Regions from separate parts of the Homo sapiens genome. Here all the other regions are linked to region 5. The links are chromatin contacts, found by Hi-C or POLR2A ChIA-PET in ENCODE. All regions are on one chromosome and are shown on one strand. The core of a region is the stretch at or near the end of the contact, and the rest is flanking DNA. Distances in the headings are between cores, read along the strand shown.

Region 1 (2,700 bases), core at 4-2,503, 570 kb after region 5:
GGACAGTCTCTAGCTGGCCAGCACTCCCAGCTAGGAGATAAGATTTCCTTCCCTCCAGCAACGGCCTCAAGTCCCTCCCCCGGGGGAAAGCAGAAACTGAAATGGGAATTCTAAGATCCCTATGAGGTCACAGGCTCCACAGTGACCTCACAGGCTTAGGAAGGAGGAGGAGGAATCTCAGATAAGCCGGTTGGGGATAATAGGCGGAAGAGCTCAGGGAGAAAAGAGTGAGGGGAGGTAGAGATTTGTTTCTTTCCCATAGGCTGGAGAGCTGCGTGGACAGTGGAGAGGGCCAGGACCTTAGGGGGCGGGGTTGCGGCACAGAAAGCAGAAACCTCGGGCTTAGGGGCCAGTCACTGGGAAGGGGGTGCCCGGGGCTGCTCGGATCTCGGTGGGACGGGGGTTAAGAGGTGTAGATGAAGAGGGAGAGAAAGCAGTTATTAGAGGAGCTCGTGGGGACTGCTTCATAGACCGATTGGAGCTGAGGTTAAGAGATCATGTAAATAAGCCAACCAGGTGAGGGGCGGGACCATCCTACAGGTGCGCAGATATGCAAATAAAGAGAAAGGAGGAATCTCTCCCAACGCTCGGAGGCGCAGGGCGTTCTGTGCAAACGAGAAGCACGTTCATTGTCTAGGGGGTTCTCAAAGATGGGAGAGGATGGCTGCAGGTTTAGGGCAATCAGGAGGGGCAGCAACCCTGGCCGCCAGGTGAAGGGGCGGGCCCGACTCCCGGGCCGGGCGGGGCCCGGGGTGGGGCTATGCAAATGAGGGACCCGGTTGGGCCCGGGGCCCGGCTGCACTCACCAGCCTGGGTGATGTCTGACAGGTCGTAGCTACGGGCCGCGCCCCGGGGGAAGTGCTTCAAGCGCCGGTTAGACAGGTTCAGGGTCCCGGTGGCCACGGCCTCCTCTAGGGCCCGCTCTGCACTGCGTCTCCCCGGCAGACCTGGAGACCCGGGCACGGAGGTCGTGGCTGCCGCCTCCTCACCCCCGGCGGCGAGTGGAGCCGCTACGGCCGCCGCCATCCGCTCCCGGCGGCTCCCGCTGCCTGACTGACGGGACCGGCCGTCCCTCCTTCCCCCACCCCCTCCTTGGAGCCGCCGTAGTTGCCTCAAGGGGGAGGGAGCGGTGTCCGGGACCGGACGGACCAATCGTGGCCCCGAGACGCGTCAGAAGCGGCCAATCAGAACCCGTCAGTGGGGGTGGAGCTCCGGCGCCGGAGTCTGACGAGAGAAGGGAGGGGAACAAGGATAGAGCGCTCGCCAACGGCCGACGCTCCAGGCCGTCCCGCCCAGCGCAGCTGCACCCAATCACAATGCTCAGATCGGGAGGTGGAGCCAATCAGGTCCAACCAAGAGGAGGGGACACCGGCACTCCACTAGCAGGAAAACGGGCCGAGGGACCGCAAGCAGGGGGTGCCTAGTCCTCGTCCCCCAAAGACCAATCGTAAGCCAGATACAGGCGAGTGACTGTCAAGAAGGCCAATTAGAGCCTCCGAAGGGAATCTGGACCTGCCTCTTCTCTGAGGGACGGCTCTACCTACCAATAGCATGGGCGAGAAGGCGGTCCCTTTGCTAAGGAGGAGGCGGGTGAGCTAGAACTTTAAGACTGAGGTTAAGAATGAACGCGGAGCCCCTGGCCGGCCGGGAACGCAGTTCGCCGCTGCAGTGGCGAGTGCGAGCTGGACGTGTTAGGGGGCTAGCCGGCGTCCAGGGCTTGAGGGGATTCGGGCGACTGCTTGAGGCCAGTGCACTGGCGGTTGTCGCAGCTGAAGGGGCAGCGGGGGGACCTCCGACTGTGAAGCCTCTGGCAGGGGTCTCGGGACCCCCGGGCTGGGGGCGGGCGGGGGGCTTCCCAGAGCCTGGAGATGCCCAGCTCGAGGAGGGAGGGTGTAGGTGCAGCGTTGCACGGTCTGCCGTCTCACCCGAGGAGCTCCCCTGGACAGGAATGGAGAGGGGACCAGACCACGGGGTTTTAGAGGCTTAGAAAGGATCTCACCGCCTAGAACACGCCCTTGGTGCTACGAATGCAGAAACTGAGGCAGAGGGAAGTTGATGCGTTAGCAAGAGCGAACAGCAAGTTCCTGACAGCTGGCTTGCTCTAGAAACCAGGTCTCTGGATCCTCCACGCACAGCCCTTTCCCGCTCCCTCAGTTTTCACAGTGGATGTTTTCACTCCCTTCCTCTCTTCCTCCCTCCCTCCCTCTCCCTTCCGTTCCCTTCCTCTTTTTATTTTTTTATTTTTTGAGATGGAGTCTCGCTCAGTCGCCCAGGCTGGAGTGCAGTGGCGCGATCTCGGCTCACAGCAACCTCCACTGTCCGGGTTCAAGCAATTCTCCTGCCTCAGCCTCCCGAGTAGCTGGGACTACAGGCGCCCGCCACCACACCCGGCTAATTTTTTGTATTTTAGTAGAGACGGGGTTTCACCGTGTTGCCCAGGCTGGTCGCAAACTCAGGAGCTCAGGCAATATGCCCTCCTCGGCCTCCCAAAGTGCTGGCATTACAGGCGTGAGCCACCGCGCCCGGCCTTTTTTTTTTTTTTTTTAAGAAGGTCTGATTCTGTCGCCCAGGCTGGAGTGCAGTGGTGCAGTCATGGCTCACTGCAGCCTTGAATGCCTGGGCTCAAGTGATCCTCCTGCCTCAGCCTCCCAAGTAGCTGGGACCACGGGCGGCACCACTGCACCTGGCTAATTTATTTTC
Region 2 (2,700 bases), core at 63-2,562, 640 kb before region 5:
GTCTGAAGGAGAGAAGAGGAGGGAAGGTTTTTGTTGTTGTTTGAGAGGAAGTCTCGCTCTGTTGCCAGGCTGGCGTGCAGGGGCCCCATCTTGGCTCACTGCAGCCTCTGCCCCCGGGGTTCAAGCAATTCTCGTGCCTCAGCCTCCCGAGTAGCTGGGATTACAGCAGCGCTCCATCACGCCATGGGGCTCCTTGCAGCTAATTTTTTTTTTTTTTGAAACAGAGTCTCACTCTGTCGCCCAGGCTGGAGTGTAATGGCGCGATCTCGGCTCACTGCAACCTCTGCCTCCTAGATTCAAGCGATTCTTCTACCTCAGCCTCCCGAGTAGCTGGGATTACAGGCATGCGCCACCACGCCTGGCTAATTTTTGTATTGTTTAGTAGAGACGAGGTTTCACCGTGATAGCCAGGATGGTCTCGATCTGAGCTCGTGATCCTCCCGCCTCGGCCTCCCAAAGTGCTGAGATTACAGGCGTGAGCCACCGCGACCGGCCGAGGTAAGGTTTTCACTGGGGTCTCTTCCATCTGCCTGGCCGCCAGGCCACGTATCCACTGAAGAGGCAGAGGGTCAGGATGGGAAGACTCCGGGGACCACCTAGCCCAAGACCCGCAATCAGGCGGCTCTGCAAGGCTAACCGGGTAACTTAAAGAAGTGAAGCCGATTGACGTAAAACAGAAAGGAAAGAAGTTAACTGGCCGGCCAGCGTCAGCAGGGGCGGCCAGTGTCACCCTGCCCGGGGACAGCACCCCTGTTTCGTGGCGAGGACACGGAGGGCCAAGGGGGCGGGGCCGGGCTGCCCTGGCCACGCCCGGACCGCCTGCTCCCCGCCCAGGGCCTGCACAGTTGGCGCCCACCGGCATCAGCGTGAAGGGAGCTCCTCGCTGGCTGCCGACGGGGCTGCAGGGCTCGCTAGCCGCTCACCTGCGTGTGAGCGCGGAGCCCGCAGTACCCGCCGTCCGGGCTCAGAGGACGTGACTCCCCGACCCTGCGCCCGGCAGTCCCCGGGGGCCGTGCGCCCGGCCCAGGCTCGGAGGTCCAGCCCAGCGGCGGCTCAGGCTGCGCGCCTGGCTCCCAGCCTCAGTTTCCCCATTGGTAAAGCATTGACGGTGGTTGCGGACGGCTTCTGCGGACAGAGCCTTGGGCTCCGACGTCTGCGCGGGTACCGGCAGCACCCCCACCCCGAAGGGAGGGCGGGACCTGGATCTCGCGACCGCTGCCCCAGGTCCCCGCCCCCGGGCCCTACCGGGCTGAGGTCGGCAGGCCCCGCCCCCCGCCCACGAGGAAGTGGCTGCTGCTCCGGCGCGGAGCCCAGAGCCGGTTCGGCGCGTCGACTGCCCAGAGTCCGCGGCCGGGGCGCGGGAGGTGAGGGCCGTGGGGGCGCCCGGAGGTGGGGGTCAGGGGAGCCACCTGGAGGTGGGGGGGCGCGTAGATGTGGGGCGCCGCCTGGGAGTGAGCGGGACTGGAGGGATGAGAGGGGGTGCAAGGAGGGGACCGGGGGGCGCCTGGAAGTGAGGACGCATAGATGTGGGGCGCCGCCCAATAGGGGCACGGGGATGAGTGGGGGCACATGGAGAGGAGGGGGCGCGGGGACGAGGGGCTCACGGAAAGGAGAGGGAGCCCTGGGATTGGAGGGGGCGCGGGGGTGGCCGCAGGGCCAGACTGTGGAAACGCGGGCTCCCAGCGCACCGGGCGCCCTCGGGGCGTCCCCAGCCCCCGGCCCCAAGCTTCCGCCTCGTGCCTTCCGCCCCTGCTCCCCGGCCCCCATCCCCAGCCTTGCCCCGCGGTCGGTCGGTGTAGCCCCGTTACTTCGGGCCGGCGGGGCCCCACACCCAGTCACTTCCCCTCCATCCCCGGAGCCTTCCGGGTTGCAGCCGCCGGGAAATGAGCTGGCGTCTCCTGCCGCCCCGCCCCTGCCCTCCTGGCCGCTCCCGCTGCTCCCACCCGCCTCCCCCGGGCCAGGTCCGAGGGGTCCCGTACGGGGCGGGCCTGGCTGGCGGGGTCCCGGAACGCACCCCCTCAGCTGCAGGGCTCCGCGGCCAGGGCAGATCCGAGCAGCCCCTCCCTTTCCGGAGGCGCTGGGAGAGCAGCCAGGCCGCCTAGGGCGGGGCGGGGCCGGGCTGCACCCGCGGGCAGTGAAGGGATCAGGAGTGCAAGCCTGGGGAGTCAGACCTCCCCCTGCCTCCTCTGCCAATGCAGCCCGGAGGCTACCACCACCCATCCCGGCCGGGCGCGGTGGCTCACACATAGAATCCTAGCATTTTGAGAGGCCCAGGCGGGAGGATCGCTTGAGGCCAGGAGTTGGAGGCCAGCATGGACAGCATTGCGAGACCCTTTCTCTATTAAAATAAATAAATAAAATGTAGCCAGGCGCTGTGGCTCATGCCTGTAATCCCAACACTTTGGGAGTCGAGGTGGACGGATCACTTGAGGTCAGGAGTTCGAGACTAGCCTGACCGACATGGTGAAACCCTGTCTCTACTAAAAATACAAAAATTACCCAGGCATGGTGGCACGCACCTGTAATCCCAGCTACTCAGGAGGCTGAGGCAGGAGAATTGCTTGAACCCGGGAGGCAGAGGTTGCAGTGAGCCGAGATCACGCCATTGCACTCCAGCCTGGGCAACAGAGCAAGACTCCGTCTCAAAAAAAAAAAAAAAAGCCACGTAACATGCCTGTAATCCCAGCTACTTAGGAGGAT
Region 3 (2,700 bases), core at 140-2,639, 550 kb before region 5:
TGGCGAAACCCATCTCTACTAAAAATACAAAAAAAAATTAGCCGGGCGTAGGTACTGGTGTGTGCCTGTAATCCCAGATACTTGGGAGGCTGAGGCAGCAGAATCATTTGAACCTGGGAGGCAGAGGTTGCAGAGACGAGATCAGCTACTGCACTCTAGCCTGGGCGACAGCGTGAGACTCCATGTCAAAAAAAAAGAATACAGAAACGCAGTGGCTCACACCTGTAGTCCCAGCACTTTGGGAGGCCGAGGTACATGGATCACCTGAGGTCAGGGGTTCAAGACTAGCCTGGCCAACGTGGTGAAAGCCCGTCTCTACTAAAAATACAAAAATTAGCTGGGCATGGTGGCCTGCGCCTGTAATCCCAGCTACTCGGAGGCTGAGGCTGGAGAATCGCTTGAACCCAGGAGGCAAAGGTTACAGTGAGCCGAGATCACACCATTGCACTCCACCCTGGGCGACAAGAGCGAAACGCCATCTCAAAAAAAAAATGATAAAAAAAAACCAGAAACTGAGCTAAGACACACATGTGTTAATCAAAACTCTGCCACTATCAGGCTGTGTGACCTCAGAGAGGCCACACCACATCCCGAACAGTTATTTCCCTCATCTGTAAAATGGAATCGACTTTCCCAACAAGGACTCTCTGACAAGGCTACTATGGAGCATCTAGGGCTAACTATTCAAAAACAAACAAACAAAAATCATCAGTGTGCACAGCGGGATGAATGTAGCGATTTACACATGGGTGTCTCGGAAAAGCCTGCTAGTCATAAGGCCGTCCTAGAGAATAAAGTTCATTTACCACGAATCCTCAGGTTTGAATACCAGCTCAGCCCTCGCACGAGTTGTGACCTTGAACAGGTCACCTCGCCTCTCTGATTCAACATATATGCATCGAACCTTACATGGTATCAGGTACAGTCCTAGTCCTGAGCTCCTCCTGGAGCTTCATCTGAGCTTAAGCCTTGGGAAAAAAGGGCAAAAGCTGCGCCTAACATTCAAGTGCAAAGCAACTGGGTCGCAGCGGGAGAGGGAAGCGGCTATTTCTTAGCGGAAAGAGGAACAGTGGCCCAAGGCGGCGCATTCCCAGGCCCAGAAGCGCGTGCCCCAGATGCCTTCACCCTCCACGCCTAACCCGGTTGGCGCAGGCCCTGGGCAGCAGGAAGGCGCGCCTGGGCAGGCGGAGCGGGGTCTGGCGCGCCTCAAGTGAGGTCGTGGCGAAGTGCCTGAGCAAAGGGCAGGCAGCTCCGCAGCTTCCTTCTCTCCCAGTGTGGCTCTGGACCCTGGACCCTGGCTCCTGCTTCCACCACGGAGTCCAAACAGCCTTACCTGGGGCCGGACACTCACCAACTGACGCCATTTTGGAGTCCTGGTGTCCGCTGTGCCGGACCGCGCGAGGGCTGCTGGGTAGGGAATGCACGCCCCATCCAGGGGCGTAGAGCAGAGGCTCACGGGAAGCAGGTCACAACTGCGAACACCCTGGAACTACTAGAAGGCCATGAAGCGAAGGGCGAGGTGCCTGGACAGCAAAAATCCGAGGGTCCTGCAGTTAGAGAGAGGGGCGCCTCAGCCTGGGCTCTCTACCTTAAAAGGTGGGAAGAGGCCGCGCTGGGACTACAAGCGTGCACCAGCACAGCAAGCTAATTTTTGTATTTTTAGTAGAGACAGGGTTTCACCATGTTGGCCAGGCTGGCCTTGAACTCCTTTCCTCACGTGATCCCCCCGCCTCGGCCTCCCAAAGTTCTGGGGTTACCGGCGTGAGCCACCGCGCCCAGTCTATTTTTATTTTTATTTTTTACTTTTCAGACGAGCATTTACTTTTCAGACAGTGGCTTGATCACGGCTGACTGCAGCCTTGAACTCCCGGAGTCAAGCGATCCACCCATCTCAGCCTCCCAAGTAGCTAGGACTACAGGCTCACATCACCACTTCCAGCTTTTTTTTTTTTTTTTTTTTTTTTTTTTTTTTTTTGGTGGAAACAGTGTGGTGAGGAGTGGGGGTAGAGGCTCTCTATTTTGCTCAGGCTGGTCTTGAACTCCTGGCCTCAAGCGTTCTTCCTCCACCTCCGAAGTAGCTGGGACTACAGGTGCACGCCACCACGCCCAGCTAATTATATTTTGTAGAGAAGGCGTCTCCCTATGTTGCCTAGACTGCTCTTAAACTCTTGGCCTCGAGCGTTCCTCCTACCTCGGCCTCCCAAAATACTGGAACTGCCGGCATGAACCACACTGCCCGGGCTACTTCAATTTTGATTATTTTAATTAATTTATTTATTTATTTAGAGACAGAGTCTCGCTCTGTCACCCAGGCTAGAGTGCAGTGGCGCGATCTCGGCTCACTGCCAGCTCCACCTCCGGGGTTCACTCCATTCTCCTGCCTCAGCCTCCCGAGTAGCTGGGACTACAGGCGCCCACCACCACGCCTGGCTAATTTTTTGTATTTTTTTGTATTTTTAGTAGAGACGGGGTTTCAACATGTTAGCCAGGATGGTCTCAATCTCCTGACCTCGTGATCCACCCGCTTCGGCCTCCCAAAGTTCTAGGATTACAGGCGTGAGCCACCGCGCCGGGCCTCCGATTTTTAAAACAACCTCGAGAGCAGGTCTTGTAGTCATAACTTGCCAAATAAATGCCACCCTCGTTCAGTTCATTCTGCTACATTTCTTGTTTCAGAGGTGGCATTGTGGGGCTCCTCCA
Region 4 (2,700 bases), core at 103-2,602, 600 kb after region 5:
GGAGGCAAGACTTAGTCTGGAGTCCCAGATGGGAGGAACCTCCAACCCATAGAAAACAGACTTTGAGCCTGGGGAAGGAACAGTGGCTCTCATGCACTTTGGGAGGCTTAAGTGGGAGGATCGCTTGGGCCCAGGAGTTCGAGAACAGCCTGCAGAACATAGCGAGATCGTCTCTACAAAAAATTACAAAAAGCCAGGCATGGTGATGCACGCCTGTAATCCCAGCTACTCGGGAGGCTGAGGCAGGAGAATCGCTTGAACCCAGGAGTTGGAGGCTGCAGTGAGCAATGATAGCGCCACTGCACTCCAGCCTGGGCGACAGAGTGAGACTCTGTCTCTAAAAAAGCAAAAAAGAGGGCGGGCACGGTGGCTCACGCCTGTAATTACAGGACTTTGGGAGGCTGAGGCAAGTGGATCGCCTGAGGTCAGGAGTTCGAGACCAGCCTGACCAACATGGTGAAACCCCGTCTCTACTAAAAATACAAAGAATTACCCGGGCGTGATGGCGCACGCCTATAATCCCAGCTACTCGGGAGGCTGAGACAGGAGAATCGCTTGAACCCTGGAGGCGGTGGTTGCAGTGAGCCGAGATCGTGCCATTGCACTCCAGCCTGGGTGACAGAGCGAGACTTCGTCTCAAAAAAAAAAAAAAAAAAGCAAAGAAAACAGGCTTGGTTCCTGCAGAGGCTTCTAGAGCCTGGAATGAAGAGGAGGAAAAGGGCTTCCCGGTGGGAGATTGACTTGGACCATCTCAAGAATAGGGAGGAAAGAACAAAGCCCAGTTCGAAACCCCGCCCCCGGTTCTCTGAGTTACTTCAGGGCTCGAGTTCGAGCCAGTACAACTGTTACGTCACCGGAATCCAGCCAATCGCAGACGACAGAAGGAGGGCGTTGTTTGGTCTTTCAGCACACCAATCGGCGTATAGTTACGGCAGAAACAAAGACGTCCTAGCCAATGACAGAGGCCGTACGGCGGAAGTATAGAAAAGGACTCTCTGGAACATGGCAACATTAATCTGACCACAAGCTGACTGGCAGGTGCTTTAACCACAAGGTGGGCATCCTAACGCGAGCGACCGTTTTGAGGCAGAAGCCCGATGGGGCCCGTGTCCGAGCTTAGGGAGGGGCCGGAGACGCAAACACAGGTCTCCCAGGAAGCAGGCGGCGTCACAGGTCGCTCTGCAGGCGCCCGCTGCAGCGGGCGGAGTCTGGCTGGAGAGAGGAGGCGGGCGTCCGGGAACGCCCGGAAGGGGCGAGGCCAGCGGCGGGGCGGGGCTTATGGAGATCGTGAGCTGGGCGTGAGGAGAAGGCCGGGTTGGGAGCTGCGAGGGGCCGGGTTTAGCGGGGTGGGCGTGGCCGTCGAGGTGGGGCTCGGCGGGTCCGAAGGAACCTGGGGCAGAGCTGGAAGAGGAAAGGTCTTGGGGGCCCTGGGCCTGGGTCTGCGGGAGCCCCATCTAGCGGGGTTCCAAGGCGGCGGCGGCATCAGTCGAGGCCCTGCTCCGGGAGCTCATCTTGTCCCCTTTCGCCCCTCACGCCCCCCAGCTCTGACTCCAGGCCCTGTCCCCTGAGCTCTGCCCTCGGATGTCCGACCGCCCAGAGCCTGCATGCGCCGTGGGGCGCCCCAGGACCAGGAGCTGGTGGGTCCGGGGCCCCCTGGGCGGGGGTCCCGGGGCGCCCCTCCTCCCTTGGGACCCGTTGTCCCGGTCCTGGTCTTTCCCCCGGATCTAGTATTCAGGGCGGACCAGCGGAGCGGACCCCGACAGCTGCTGACCCTCTATAACCCCACAGGAACTGCGCTTCGCTTCCGAGGTAAAGGGATCGGCGCCTCGTGGGGGCTGGTGGCCGGACACTGGGGGGTTGTGTTGGCTGGAGGAGTCAGATGGGTAGGGTTGCACGTCCAGCTTTGGTGGACTGGGAAAGTCATGTCCAGCCTCCGGGGCAGAAGGCAGAGGGGACTTAAATGACCCACATGGCAGGGCTTGTCTGTGTGTGTCTCTATCCCCCAGTCCTGTGCACAGCACCTGCCAAATACACGGTGTTTGACGCAGAGGGATATGTGAAGCCCCAGTCTTGCATTGACATGTGAGTGAGCTGGGAGGGTGGGGAGGCTTGTGGAAGCCAGGGGTCGCTGCCACCTGTTGTCTGAGGTCTGAGACCTTGCCCCCTTTAACCTATTTGCCCTATCCTCTGCCTGTGCCCCTAAGGGAGAGACTTCTGGGGGGAGGCCCAGATTTCCTTGGATTACTGCCTCATTCACCCCAATGGGCTTCTCTCCTACCTTGGGACCAGTGTGATTCGCCATGTGGCACCCATTCCCAGCCACTATGATGTCCAGGACCGCTTCCGCATTGAGCTGTCTGAGGAAGGAGCTGAGGGCCGAGTGGTGGGACGCAAGGACATTACCTCCATTCTGAGAGCCCCAGCGTACCCCCTTGAGCTTCAGGGACAGCCAGATCCAGCGCCTCGCCCAGGGCCTCCTGCTGGGACACCACCACCCACGGCCAGACACTTCCAGGAGCGTGAGTTGGGAGACTGGGATCTTGAGTTCTGTAGGGAGGGAGGAACTAGCATTTCCCTAGAGATGAGATAAATTGGATTTGAAGAAGTCTCCTGGTTCAGTCTTTTGTCTTTTGGTGGAAACATTCCTCCGAGTTGAGATTTTATATCAGGTGAGGGGGAAAAGACTTACAGCTTCCCTGG
Region 5 (2,700 bases), core at 195-2,694:
GATCTTGCTCTGTGGCCCAGACTGGGGTGCAATGGCACAATCATAGCTCACTGCAGCCTCAACCTCCTGGGCTCAATCTATCCTTCTACCTCAGCCTCCCAAGCAGCTGGGACCACTGGCACACACTACCCTGCACCCAGCTAATTTTAGTATTTTTTGTAGAGAGAGGGTCTCATTACGTTGCTTAGGCTGGTCTCCAACTCTTGGGCTCAAGAATCCTCCCGTCCCAGCCTCCCGAAGTGCTAAGATTACAGGCTTGAGTCATCGTGTCTGGCCCTGTCATTGCTTTTTAGTTTTCAAACATTTTTTAAAAAGTAAATCTGGCCGGGCACGGTGGCTCACGCCTGTAATTCCAGCACTTTGGGAGGCTGAGGCGGGTGGATCACAAGGTCAGTAGATCGAGACCATCCTGGCCAATATGGTGAAACCCTGTTCTCTACCAAAAATACAAAAATTAACCAGGCATGGTGGTGTGCGCCTGTAGTCCCAGGTACTCAGGAGGCTAAGGCAGGAGAATCGCTTGAACCTGGGAGGTGGAGGTTGCAGTGAGCCAAGATGGTGCCACTGCACTGCAGGCTGGGTGACAGAGCGAGACTCCATCTAAAAAAAAAAAGTAAATCTCTCCAAGCAGTAAGAGTCATGCAACCAAGCTACTGAGTTTCTCCCATGAACTTGTCTCGGAACATAGTGGAAAGTCACAACCATTAAAGCCTGTAGTCCCCCCCACCCTTGCACAACGTGGCCCCCTCTTATGCGTGCCTTACCCTGCAAGGCAAAGATGAAGGCTGTAACTGTGGTAGGTTGTGAAAGCACTTTGAAGGTAAAAGTGTCTGTTGTTACTCTGAAAACTCCTTTTAAACGGCTATAATAGCATATGCCACATGAGCAAAGCACAGAACCTTATAACTATGCTTGCTTGTGGAAAGACATCCCTTGTCCACGGGCCAAGTATTTGAAAATACCACTCCATATAGCTCCAGGGCCCTGAGAGAAGCTACCGTGGCAGCTTTGGGAAACCAGCCACCCTTGGCTTCACTTTGATCTTCCTCAGTCTACATCCTTGTTTCAGTTCCTTTGCCACAGACATACAATTACCAAGTACTATATTGCTTGATAATAACTATAATTACTACAAGGACTGCCTGAGATGAAAAAGACAGGTGAAATCGAACTTTCACATGGACTGGTGTCTGAGCTGGAGAGTCTGTTTGAGTTTGAGTAGGGGAAAGCCTGAAACCCCCCACCACCTGCTCCCGTTAGTCCCTGCATTAACTAGGGGCGGACTGGGACCTGATCCTCCAAGCTGGAGGCTTGAAAACTCAAGGGCAGGCGCCTGGTCCAGCGATTCGGAAACCGAGATGCAAAGTCCTCCCGCGCTCCTAGAGAGGACCCGGAAGCGCGGCGCGGTCCCGGAAGACGAGGTGGTGACACGCTTCCGGCCTTTGTGACTCATTGTGTCTGTGTCGAGGCGTCGGGAGGGCCTAAGTCCGTGTGCGGTGCCCTTCGGCCGGCCTGAGCCCCAGAGTCAGCTCCCCTTTCTCGCCCAGCGCCCCCAGGCCGCTCCCGGGGCTCACGGTGAGACTTGGGGCCGGCCTCTGGGGTGGGAGGGCGGGGCCGCAAGGGTGTGTGCGCGAGGGTGGGCTCCGCAGCTGCGGCCCTGGGACCCCCTCCAGGCGGCCCCGCTGTTGTGCGAAGAGAGTCCATGCCCCTGCCTCCTGGCCGGGCCCGGCCGTAGAAAGCGCCGTTCTTCCTGGGAGACGTCCCCGCCCCACCCCCAGGATCAGGCGGGGAGGGGGCGAGGGTTTCAGTGGCTGAGGGTGCCCGGAGACCCGGGGAGAAGCCGTCTGTGGGCCCCTCTCCCGCAGTGTCGTCATCGCCCTTTGACGTTTCTGCAAACGGGGTCGCGAGCGAACCGACCCCGGTCTTGATTTTTCTGCTCTCCCTTAGTCGCCATTTGCTTTGATTCCGGTGAGGTGTCTTTTTCCCCCCCCGGTTCCTTCGGGACCTCGAGGTGAAATGAGCGGAAGGATGAGAGATGGACACATTTTGAGGTGCCGCATACGTTTCCAGACCTGCCTTTCCTTCTCCCACCCTCATCACTGAGCGGTGATTAAAGAGTATTTGAAGCCTAGTCATAGTGGATAAATAGGTGATTGGGATCTAGTAGAGATTATATACACCCCACTCTTTCAGCTTGATGGAATGCTTTGAAGGCTTTGGAAAAGAGCTGTCCGGGACGTTAGGTGGATTTTTCAATTCTGGATAGTTGCTCTGTTTGACATGGAGTGGGGTGAGAAGTGAAGGGAATTTGTGGAAATTGCACTGTGTCACTAGGAGACTGATTAGCTGAGTGACCTTGGATAAGACGAGACACTCACCAAGTCTTAATTTCGTCATCAATAAAAACTAACTGGATTTTCTCAAAAGGCCCTTCCGACTTCGAAATGATTTGGTCAATGTAATTGAAGAATTAACTACAGTTTAGCTTGACACTCCTCCATCCCTCCCCTCCCTTTCCTGCAGTGCCCCCTGTACACAGTAAGATACTTTCATTATAGAGAGTGGCTGTTCCATGGCCTGGGACCAAAGAAAGCATTTATTGTACGGGCCAGTGCTAGGCGGATTGGAGGCGGTCAATAAATACTTGTTGAATTGAATTGTGGAGAATTCATTGTAACCACATCAGCAAAGCACTGTTAG

What was found. Hi-C counts contacts between places; a loop is a spot of excess contacts on that map. ChIA-PET counts read pairs that join two places held with the same protein, here RNA polymerase II (POLR2A). Pooled maps may share reads with other maps.
Region 1: a loop to region 5 is called in a pooled map, with 8 times the contacts of the local background. The contact joins the promoter of FBXO24 here to the promoter of ZKSCAN1 in region 5. A Hi-C loop is called at or near these places in 6 of 50 pooled maps.
Region 2: a pooled map shows a loop between it and region 5 (4-fold over the local background). The contact joins the promoter of ARPC1B here to the promoter of ZKSCAN1 in region 5. A Hi-C loop is called at or near these places in 3 of 50 pooled maps. POLR2A ChIA-PET finds 5 or more read pairs at or near these places in 3 of 52 experiments (CD4-positive, alpha-beta T cell, CD8-positive, alpha-beta memory T cell and HEK293).
Region 3: a pooled map shows a loop between it and region 5 (5-fold over the local background). The contact joins the promoter of ATP5MF-PTCD1 here to the promoter of ZKSCAN1 in region 5. A Hi-C loop is called at or near these places in 1 of 168 maps with a recorded cell type or tissue (naive thymus-derived CD4-positive, alpha-beta T cell), 3 of 37 single-sample maps with no recorded cell type and 7 of 50 pooled maps. POLR2A ChIA-PET finds 5 or more read pairs at or near these places in 8 of 52 experiments (Caco-2, GM10248, H1 and 5 more).
Region 4: a loop to region 5 is called in a pooled map, with 6 times the contacts of the local background. The contact joins the promoter of MOSPD3 here to the promoter of ZKSCAN1 in region 5. A Hi-C loop is called at or near these places in 7 of 50 pooled maps. POLR2A ChIA-PET finds 5 or more read pairs at or near these places in 3 of 52 experiments (CD4-positive, alpha-beta T cell, activated T-cell and naive thymus-derived CD8-positive, alpha-beta T cell).

The regions. Positions count from the first base shown.
Region 1 is chr7:100,585,075-100,587,774 of GRCh38, forward strand. FBXO24 (F-box protein 24) reads left to right here and starts at 1,254. Exons shown (of 10, transcript NM_033506.3): 1 at 1,254-1,590. The coding sequence starts at 1,552. LRCH4 (leucine rich repeats and calponin homology domain containing 4) reads right to left here and starts at 1,055. Exons shown (of 18, transcript NM_002319.5): 1 at 807-1,055. The coding sequence starts at 1,026. RefSeq lists an enhancer at 1-391 and silencers at 533-582, 623-1,052, 1,813-1,932.
Region 2 is chr7:99,373,418-99,376,117 of GRCh38, forward strand. ARPC1B (actin related protein 2/3 complex subunit 1B) reads left to right here and starts at 1,313. Exons shown (of 10, transcript NM_005720.4): 1 at 1,313-1,364. RefSeq lists an enhancer at 1-393 and silencers at 694-1,573, 1,584-2,223.
Region 3 is chr7:99,464,778-99,467,477 of GRCh38, forward strand. ATP5MF-PTCD1 (ATP5MF-PTCD1 readthrough) reads right to left here and starts at 1,390. Exons shown (of 9, transcript NM_001198879.2): 1 at 1,352-1,390. The coding sequence starts at 1,364. ATP5MF (ATP synthase membrane subunit f) reads right to left here and starts at 1,390. Exons shown (of 4, transcript NM_004889.5): 1 at 1,334-1,390. The coding sequence starts at 1,364. RefSeq lists enhancers at 559-1,176, 1,177-1,792, 1,459-1,578.
Region 4 is chr7:100,611,188-100,613,887 of GRCh38, forward strand. MOSPD3 (motile sperm domain containing 3) reads left to right here and starts at 1,353. Exons shown (of 5, transcript NM_023948.5): 1 at 1,353-1,809; 2 at 2,007-2,082; 3 at 2,290-2,519. The coding sequence starts at 1,605. RefSeq lists an enhancer at 946-1,215 and a silencer at 1,336-1,395.
Region 5 is chr7:100,014,152-100,016,851 of GRCh38, forward strand. It overlaps ZKSCAN1 (zinc finger with KRAB and SCAN domains 1), which reads left to right and starts at 1,445. Exons shown (of 6, transcript NM_003439.4): 1 at 1,445-1,575. RefSeq lists a silencer at 1,531-1,700.